Regions from separate parts of the Homo sapiens genome. Here region 2 is linked to region 1. The links are chromatin loops, found by intact Hi-C in ENCODE. Cell type or tissue: prostate gland. All regions are shown on one strand.

Evidence for each region. Hi-C counts contacts between places; a loop is a spot of excess contacts. Peaks named below come from ENCODE experiments on the same cell type or tissue, not always from the same donor. Only the 100,000 strongest peaks of a DNase experiment are listed, where the experiment ranks them.
Region 2: it touches region 1 in a loop (3.0-fold over the local background); 6 of 110 quality-filtered maps call a loop at or near these places.

Annotation. Positions count from the first base shown.
Region 1 is chr20:13,817,853-13,822,852 of GRCh38, forward strand. It overlaps NDUFAF5 (NADH:ubiquinone oxidoreductase complex assembly factor 5), which reads left to right. Exons shown (of 11, transcript NM_024120.5): 11 at 1-3,728. Among named protein-coding and RNA genes, the nearest start is that of NDUFAF5, 35 kb to the left of the region's middle. In prostate gland, a CTCF peak has its summit at 2,502 (motif pointing right); DNase peaks (open chromatin) are centred at 2,236 and 2,589.
Region 2 is chr20:13,875,379-13,880,378 of GRCh38, forward strand. It overlaps SEL1L2 (SEL1L2 adaptor subunit of SYVN1 ubiquitin ligase), which reads right to left. Exons shown (of 20, transcript NM_025229.2): 11 at 2,142-2,210; 12 at 660-737. Among named protein-coding and RNA genes, the nearest start is that of NDUFAF5, 93 kb to the left of the region's middle. In prostate gland, no CTCF peak of the experiment used is centred here; a DNase peak (open chromatin) is centred at 2,663.

The DNA of each region.
Region 1 (5,000 bases):
CACTATTATCCTAATCCAAGTTCACAGTCCTGTTGTTGTCGAGGAGGGTTCAAAATCATTTGGAGATAATCAAGCTCAGACAGCTTAGGATAGGTGAGAAGAACATAGAGGAAGCAGGGAGAAGGCTGAGAAGCAAGCAGGAGTGAGCGCTAAGTGTTTTGTTTCCAGTTAGCTGTTCGCTGTCTTTTCCATTTAACCTGGGCACTGCCCTAGCCTCATCTTCAGCCTTCAGTGATCTATAATAGCATTTCCTTCTGTCTCCTCTCAGTCTCTCTTCTGCCTTCCTTCCCTCCTTTACTGTATTAGCAACAAGCTGTCCATGGGTGGGGGCTGTGTGTTAGCCTGTACGTAGCACATGGGACTTTCCACATAGTAGATATTCAGTTACATTTTGAACTAATTATATAACAAACTTGCCCTTTGAAAGACTAAGTTATAGTTAAAAACCAAGATTTGTAGGAGAAAAAGAAATTATTGTTCCCTTCAGTTTGAAAAATCATCGATATTTGAAACTGGGATACGCTTGGTAGCTTTTTTGTTTTAACACAAAGTAAACCTGTGAAGTAGAATTTGGCGTTTTGTTTTTTGGGGTTTTTTTTTTTTTTAGCTTAATTTTCAGAACTTGAAGAGAGAGAACAACAACAAAAAACAAACTGCGCTAGCCAGGTGCAATGGCGCATGCCTGTAGTCCCAGCTACTTGGGAGGCTGAGGCAGGCAGGAGTTCAAGGCTGCAGTGAGCTGTCTGTGCCACGGCACTCCAACCTGGGCAAAAGAGGAGACCTCATCTAAAGAAAAATCCACCAAAAACCCTGTGTTTTAAAGTGCAAACTGATGATGGAGGAATGGGTAAATTCCAGGGGTCTATATTTCCAAAAGGACATGTGTTTTTGTGCACTAATACTTGTTTTTGAAGAACACATCTCAGTGTTAAGTGGCTGTTGCTGAGGAAGGGGACTGAGGAACTGGGTGTGTCTGTGTCATTCTGTTTGAATGTCTGTCAGGGGTATAGAAACTAGGAGGGAGACTTGTACTTTTCACTTTTTAAACTTCCTGTAAAATTTGAATTTTCCAAGCAAGAATATTACTTTTGCTTATTTAATGTCAACGGAATTATATGTGGATGGTGGGGTGGAGCTAAGGATTACTCTACTCTGGCTATCCCAAAAAAAGCTCCATTTGTTTAAAAAAATTAAGTAAATCAAACACAGCTAATTGAGGACCCTTATTGTTTAATGTGAGTGATTGTAGTGAAAACACTTATTTTAGTGTGTATAACACTAGTGAAATTATTTTTGTAGTTAAATCTGCTGGAAGTGTGCTATTAAGCTTTTATTGTTTGGAGCCCTCAGGAAACTAATTTTTCTGAATAACCACATTTTCCAAATGATTAAGAGCTCATCCTTTTAAGCAATGAAACTTTTAAAAGGTCTTTATCAAAAATTTTTCATAAATGTTACATTCTTAAATGGTATATGATAAATAATCATCTTTTTTGTTGGTTTATTTTTTTATTTTTTATTTTATTTTATTTTTTGAGACGGAGTCTCGCTCTGTCTCCAGGCTGGAGTACAGTGGCGCAATCTCGGCTCACTGCTGCCTCCGCTTCCTGGGTTCAAGTGATTCTTCCTGCCTCAGCTTCCCAAGTAGCTGGGATTACAGGCGCGTGCCACCACGCTGGCTAATTTTTGTATTTTTAATAGAGATGGGGTTTCACCATGTTGGCCAGGATGGTCTCAATCTCTTGACCTTGTGATCTGCCCACCTTGGCTTCCCAAAGTGCTGAGATTACAGGTGTGAGCCACCAGGCCTGGCCAATAACCATTTCTTGATAACCCCACAGATAATATCATAAACTCAAGTTGTCTGTATTGCTTCTTCCCAGACTGGTCCCAAGAATGCTGTGGTTGGTTTTGTGTCTTTTCCAGCACTTTTCTTACTTGCTGTCAGTTGTCAATCTCAACACCTTGACCAAAATGAACTTTCTTGAGTCATTTCTTCTCTGTTTAGCTATAAGATTAGAATTCATACTGAAAGATTTCTAGGACTTTTGTATTAAGGTAGGAAAGAGGAACTAGGTTCTGGGAGAAAGACTCCTTTGGAATAAAATTCATGAGCTTTATTGGTTCCTTTAACAGATCTTCATTGAGTTTCATGTGCCAGGCATCCAACTAGTCTCTGCTTTTATAGTTGTCAGTCTGACAGGGCTCTAGTATGTGCACACCGTGACACCTGTTGGCTGCCAGGAGACTGTTTGGCTTATTTCCTGGTTCTTAGCAATATTCCAGGTTGGCCTGGAGAATTCCAAAGGTAAATATGAAAATGTATACCTACAAAAGAATTTTTGCTTTATAGGAAGAATTTGTAGGATTTATTGAGATGTAAGCTACCTATATACATCAAGTATGTGATATGATTGTAAAAAGTTACAGAAGTGTGTGAGTCATGAAGTACCTGTGAGGGAAGTTTATATATTTTTTCAAACTCTTTTAGTACCATTTTCATCCACTAGGTGGAAGCAATTACAGTATGACCTGCATTAAAGACATGTACAGTTTTTTGGCCGGCTGCAGTGGCTCACACCTGTGATCTCAACACTTTGGGAAGCTGAGACGGGAGGATTGCTTGAGCCCAGGAGTTTGAGACCAGCTTGGGCAACGTGATGAAACCCTGTCTCTACAAATAAAAAAAAAATTAGCCAGGCATGGTGGCACAAGCCTGTGGTCCCAGCTACTCAGAAGGCTGAGGTGGGAGTATTGATCGAGCCCAGGAGGTCAAGGCTGCAGCAAGCTGTCGCACCACTGCACTCTAGCCTGGGCAACAGCAAGACCCTCGTCTCAAAAAAGAAAAAAAAAAAGTACAATTTTTGTATTGATTATGTATTCCTTAAGTAGGAGTGGAATAAAAGTATTTTACCGTGGATTGGCTTCTGTGAAGGAAAGAAGTGAATATTAGTAGATATTTGGAAAAAAGAAAGATAGTTGATGCAGTGATTATTATTCTGTTCCTTTGTAAGTTACCATTAGCCTCTCTTGCTTAAGAAATATTTTGAGCTTTTTTGGGGAGGGGTTGTGGTTAATGATGTGAAATTAATCTTCAGGAAATTTATCATAAGCAGACTTGCCTTTTCAGATATTGGTATATTTTAATTCTCTACCTGAATACATACATGACAGTTATTTTACCATGCTGGTTTAAAAAACATCAATTTGAAAATACTAGAAGGTGGGGTGAACACTGATAAGTTACTGTTAACAAATAAGAAAATAATGCTTTGCCATCTGTGGTGGTTTTAAAATCTATCCACAAATTTTTGATATGCTTCTCTTTAAGACGGGACACTTCATTCCCCTCTAAGTACAGGCTGAGTTTAGTGATTCCCTTCCAACAAATAGATGGTGTGTCACTTCTGAGACTAGGTAATAAAAGGCATTGCATCCTCCTTACTCTCTCTTGGATCCTTCACTCTAGGGAAAGCCAGCAGCCATATTGTAAGGCCACTCAACTCCATGGAGAAGACCTAGAAGTGAGGAGCAGAGGCCTCCAGCCAAAAGCCATGTGAGGGAGCCATCTTGGAAGCAATTCTCCAGGCCCAAACTTCAGATGACTGTGGTCCCAGCCAATGCATTGACCACAACCTCATGAGAGACCCTGAGCTAGAACCACCTAGCTAAGCCACTCTCAAATATCTTATCTACAGAAACTGAGATGATAAATGTTTGTGGTTTAAGCAACTGTGTTTTAGAGTAATTTGTTACACAGCAATAGATAACTGATACGCGATACACTGTCTTCAGGAGGTGTATTAGGGTGGGCAAGGTATTCTGAGTTGTTATTTTCAGCATAAAACATAGCCCCCTTATTTACAATTAGGTAAAGTTAACATAAACTGTATTACTTTTGTTCTCAGAGAACACCAGACCTGAAATGCTCTTGCCTGGAGGTTTGATTCCATGATATCTTGAAATGGAACTAACTTCCCACATTAAGTTTAGTAGGCCTCAAATTTTCTTTCCTGGGAATATTAGGATAAATTTTTTGGAAGCCTCGATGGGCTAATTTCCAAATGAAATCAGAGAATTTGGGAAGACCATGAGAATTCAGTGAGCTACATAACTGCACACAGATTCTTCAGCCAGTTCCCTTCTGCCGTAGCTGTTGAGTTGCGACAGCTCATTAGGATGGACTGTTGACACTGCATACTTGTTACCAGGCTCACAAATGAGTACAAGGATGTGGAAATAACAAGGACTCTTTAAAGCCAGACTTGATCGTACATTGTTAGTCACTGCTAAAACCAGGCAAAAGTAAATTGCCTGCACTTTGAAAGTGGCCATTGTAACCCGGCCAGTGTCTAGACTCTTCATTCAGGAATCACACGTTTGGCCAGGATGCCCGTTGCTAGTTCTGTCAGAACAGGTCTGGTGGTAGAATATCAGGAACACTTACCAGGTGTACTGTTTTTGTGCTCAGAGTGTTTGTGCTCAGATTGTGAGTGGGAGATTGGGAAGAGGAGAATTCCAAAGAAAGACTTGCCAGTCTGCCATAAAAAACTATGGAAGTCAAAGAAAGGTCGGGGACTGGGAGTCAGGTGGTCTGGGTTTAGTGCTGGTCCTGTTTGTTCCTAATGCTGGGGCAGACTCCATCTCTCTGACCTCAATATCTTCATCTGTAAAATTACAGGTTTGCTAATTGGTGAGTCTCAAAGGAGGCTACCAGCCTGCCTTTCACGTTCCTGAAGGGCTTTTTCAAACACTTCCACCTTTCTCTCCTTGGTTGAGAGTCACAGCCAGAGGGAGCTCATGTTAGAGGTGGGAAATGGTTGCGAGCCATTGGACAGGATGATCTCAGAGGAGCTTTTCAGCCTGACCCCAGAACCTGGGTCCCAAGGCAAAGTGGACAGGAAGCCCTCCCATCTTTACAGTTTCTCAGACTCTGTTGACCTTGGGGACTTCTTTTCCCTTCAAAGTAGACTTTGACTTCCCCTGAGGATAAGATTTAA
Region 2 (5,000 bases), 58 kb after region 1:
ACAAGCGTGAGCCACTGTGCCTGGCAGGCAAATATTCTTAAATTCCCATTTTACAGATGGGGAAATTGAGGCACAGAGAGGCTAAGTAACTTGCCCTTGTTCACACAGCTAGTCAGTTTTAGGGCTGCCATTCAAGCCAGGGATTCTGTCTCCAGATCCCTATTCTCAGTCGCCTTGCCCTGGCCTCCTCCCTGACAAGCTCCCGCCTGGGCCAGAGGGAGCTCTGGCCTTTGGATGAGATGAGACTGGAGAAAACTGGACATTCCTAGGATGTCTTTGTCTTGAACTTCCTGCAGCTATTGATTGGATTTTCCCTTCCTCTGTCCTCATCTCTTTTGTTTCCTGTTCCTAAGCTAGATGGCCTCATCTACTGCATAAGGGAGAGGGGAAAGCTGAACTTCTGTCTGGCTGAACTTCTGTCTGGCCTCCTCCTGGCCTCTGCTAGGGCAGCACAAGCCACTGCCATTTTTCATTTTCCAAGAAGGCAAGTTGTAGCTTCCCTTACTCCCATCACCAGTATTATACTTCTCCAGGACACAAAACTCCTTACAGGCCCATTATCTGGGCTTGGGACTTCGAAGTCAATTCTTTGGCACCAGTCTGCGTGTAATAAAAGCAATTTGTGTGTATGTGTTTACAACAGTGCATTGAGGACATACCTTACTGGCTGCCATGGAAAAGTACTTGAAGGCAGTAGCGTTATTTTGCGGCACGGCAGCATTCCCCTCTAAATACATCTAGGAAGAAAAATGAAAAGAGGATAGAAAAAACAAAATAATTTGAGAGTAATGCAAATATTTTAAAATGAAATAGAGGTAACAGTGGTACAACATATTGAATGTAGTAAATGCCACTGTAAATGCCACTGAATTGTATAAAGTGGTCAATTTTGTGTTATTTACATATTTACATTTTACCTCAATTTAAAACAAGAAAAAGTAAGAGTACCATTTATTACAGACTTCTGGAGTGACCCTGCCTGAGGGCAAAGAAATGGACCCTGTTTGTGTTTTCTCTCTCTCTCTCTCTTTTTTTTTTTTTTTTTTTTGCATCTACATTTACTGTATGTTGCACTTAGGAAGCAGGACATTCGTCCCTATGGTTACTAATGCAAATCGGCTGCAGGGAGCCAAGGGTGGCACACAGGGGAGTGAATAGTCTTTGAAGGAGACAGAAGAACATGCCTTTCCAGAGGAACCCTCCACCAGGCTACTCTGCAGCCACAGGAGGCCTCTCATCAGAGGTGGCATAAGGATAGCTCTGGTCAGCCTGGAGCTGATTCACACTCCAGCAGTAGAGCAGAGAAGGGCCTGATTGGGCTGAGACCTGTCCCGGTCTCCAGTGCTCAACCAACCTGGATCTCCTCTTACATATTGGGGAGTGGGGTGGTCATAGGCTCATAGCTACGCTCAGAGGAGGAGCCCTGGGCCAGGTGCACATTTTTATTTTATTTTTTATTTTTGGAGACGGAGTCTCCCTCTGTTGCCCAGGCTGGAGAGCAGTGGCGTGATCTCAGCTCACTGCACCCTCTGCCTCCCAGGTTCAAGTGATTCTCCTGCCTCAGCCTCCCAAGTAGCTGGGATTACAGGCACCCGCCACCACACCTAGCTAATTTTTGTAGTTTTAGTAGAGACGGGGGTTTCACCATGTTGGCCAGGCTGGTCTTGAACTCCTGACCTCAAACAATCCACCTGCCTCAGCCTCCCAAAGTGCTGGGATTACAGGCGTGAGCCACCGTGCCCGGCCAAGGTGCACTTTTAAGGCTGCTTTTGGTGCCCCAGATAAAGGCTGCTGTTATATGGGGCTTCTTCCCAAACTGTCACCTCAAGAATATCACCCTCGGGTTGCAGCCAGATGTCCCACTTAGCCGCTTCCGTGAAAGAGGCCTGCTGCCCTGTCCCTCTACAATGGGTTCAATGAGCTGGTATCATTAATTTGTTAGATTTTTAATTTTTAAATTTAAATTTTAATTATTTTGAGATGAGGGTCTTGCCGTGTTGCCCAGGCTGGTTGCCTGTGCTCAATGATCTTTCCACCTCAACTTCCCAAGTAGCTGGGACAACAGGCACACGCTGCTATGCCCAGTTTAATTTCTTAGGTTTTTAATAAATGAAAACAATGAATCAAGATGAAGCATGTACCTTTCCTATAAATGCCATGGCATTTGCACTCCCGGCCTTTGCTGCCTTTAAGAAGTAGTGTAATGCTTTCTGGAGAGAAAAGGAACAGTGTTATTGCTAGTCACAAAATAAATCCTTCAAAATAGCTTTTTGAACCAAACTTTATTCAATATGCATTCAAAAAATATCTATGGTGCTTGCCACTGAGCTTAAAAAAAATCTGTGAAATGCCCATTTTGTTCAAGGCACTATTCCAACCAAATGCATTTTCAACCATAACCTGAGGAGTGGGAGAGTGTCTATATCTCTTTCTTACATATAATTTTATAACATGAGGACTTGCTTCTTACATTTGGAAAGCCACGATGGGAATGTCGCTTTGTAGGGTGAGATGAATCCCAGCTGTGAAGCTAAATAGTCCATTATTTTGAAAAGCAGGCTTCTCTGTTGACACTGTGTACTTAATGAGGTTTTACTGTGGTTGGCAGAATTGGATACACAGTTTGCTAATGTTTGTAGGCAGAGTAAGACCAGACACACTTGGCCGGCTGCTGAGATCAGGTCTTTATGCAGAAGTGAGCTTTGAGACAATTCCTTCTGACTCAAATTGAAGGAGGCCAGTAAAGCCTCTGATTTTGTCTAGGTCGTTACATTAAATGAAGCACTCTGTCTAGAACACATAAGGGCTGACCTTGTCCCTTGCTGCCACACTCCCTAGGCCTCATCTCGACCTTCCGGAAAGCCCCTCCTTGGAAACCATGTAGAGCAATAAAAGAAATCAGCCTCAAGAATGTGGTATGAAACCGCTCTTTTTTTTTTTTTCGAGACGGAGTCTCACTCTGTCGCCCAGGCTGGAGTGCAGTGGCACGATCTCGGCTCACTGCAACCTCCATCTTCTGGGTTCAAGTGATTCTCCTGCCTCAGCCTTCTGAGTAGCTGGGATTACAGGCGCCCCCACCCACAATGCCTGGCTATGAAGCCACTTTTTAAAGTGTCTTGTTAGGATACGACCTTTCTGCTCTTTAAAAAGTCTTGATCAGGTTGATGTGCAAAGACGTTCCTTCTCAAAGAGAAGAGAATGTTTAAGGAAGAACTGCTGGTAGTTATTTTACATGGAAGTTTGCTGTAGGAATGTTGCTAACTTCTTTGTGGGCATAAGTACAAATGCTGCCACAGTTAAACCTCATGGCGTCATGCATCCATTCATCCATCCAGCTCTTCCAATCTTCATTTACCCTTTCAAAAACTTGACTGAAGCCTGCTATATATAGGATAGTATGTTACGTATTATAGATGATTCATAGATAAACAGAAACATGATTCCTACATTTGCTCCCTAGCAATGTTCCTGAGAAAGAAAATATATATAAACAGCAGTGAGATAGTAGGTAATAGGTGGTATAAAAGAAACTCCATAAGGAATTAGAAGGGAATAGAATAAAAGACATTGTATCCAGTTCTCCTATAAGTTTTTGCAAACTTTTTCTTACCTAATCTTCACAATAGCACCATCAGAGGGTATTATTAATATCTGATCTTATTACCAACATGTCAGAGTCATGCTGTTAGTACTGCAGATCAATAAGCAGCTCACCACTCTGTCTCCACAGTATACAGAGGAGGGCTAAAATGATCGAGGCCTCATGAAAGATGGTGACAAGTCACCAGTACAGAGGCTAGGGGAAGAACCTGAGCAAACGAATGGGGATGGGAGTGGCCAAGATGTGTTCAGAAAATAGTGATTACTTCGGCGTGGCTGAAATAGAACATCCAAAAGCTAAGACTTGCAAAAATAAGATGGCGCCATTACTATAAACAATCTTGAAGACTAAGCTAAGGATTTTATTTTTTTAATTAAAAAAAATTTTTTTGAGACAGAGTCTTGCTCTGTCACCCAGGCTGGAGTGAAGTGGTATGATCTTGGTTCACTGCAACCTCCACCTCCTGGGTTCAAGCGATTCTCCTGCCTCGGCTTCCTGAGTAGGTGGGACTACAGGTGCGTGACCACCACAACTGGCTCATTTTTGTATTTTTAGTAGAGATGGGGTTTTGCCATGTTTGCCAGGCTGATCTTGAACTCCTGACCTCAGGTGATCCTCCCATTTCGACCTCCCATAGTGCTGGGATTACAGGTGTGAGCCATCACACCTAGACGTAAGGATTTTACTTTATTTTATTTTAAAAAATAGAAAATAGAAGCCACTGAAGATCTATAAATGTTAGGGAATCCTGAAGATAAAATGCCTGGAATCATCCAAGTGTCAGCTGGAGAGGAGAAAGTTATAGCAATGTACAAGTTACTAAATGAGAGAACACTAATATCAAAAATAAAAGTGTATCTCATGAATCTCTCTACTGAGCCATGACCAAAATATGTCCCCAGGTAACTGTGTAAATTACACAAATCACATTATCTCCTGGGCTTGGTTTCCTTATTCAGATTCTCCTCCTCTGTGATCTCACGGCACCTCATCCTGTCCGTATTGTGGCATTCATCCATTGATTTCATTATTGACTTATTTTGTCTCCTCCAATGTTGAATCCTCTGTACTTAGCATAGTGTGGGCTATATGTTAGGCACCAGGAAATGTTTCAGAAATGAATAAATGTATGAATGTCTATCCATCTCTAAAACAAGGCAGCTGGACTTTAATCTTTATAGGCTCTTCTAGCTCTAGTATTATGATTCTGTAAAATCATTTTCAAAGTCCAGTTTAGTAATTTGGCTCTCAAATATCTTGTAATAGAGACTTCTGAAAAAAGTTTCATTCTGGGAAATCAGTGAAATTTTAAAAGAAAGTAACTTGTTCTCCTGAAGCAAATATAAATCCTGGAGTTTTCCCCACCCTTAAATATAATGATTTGATAAAGACCTAAAGG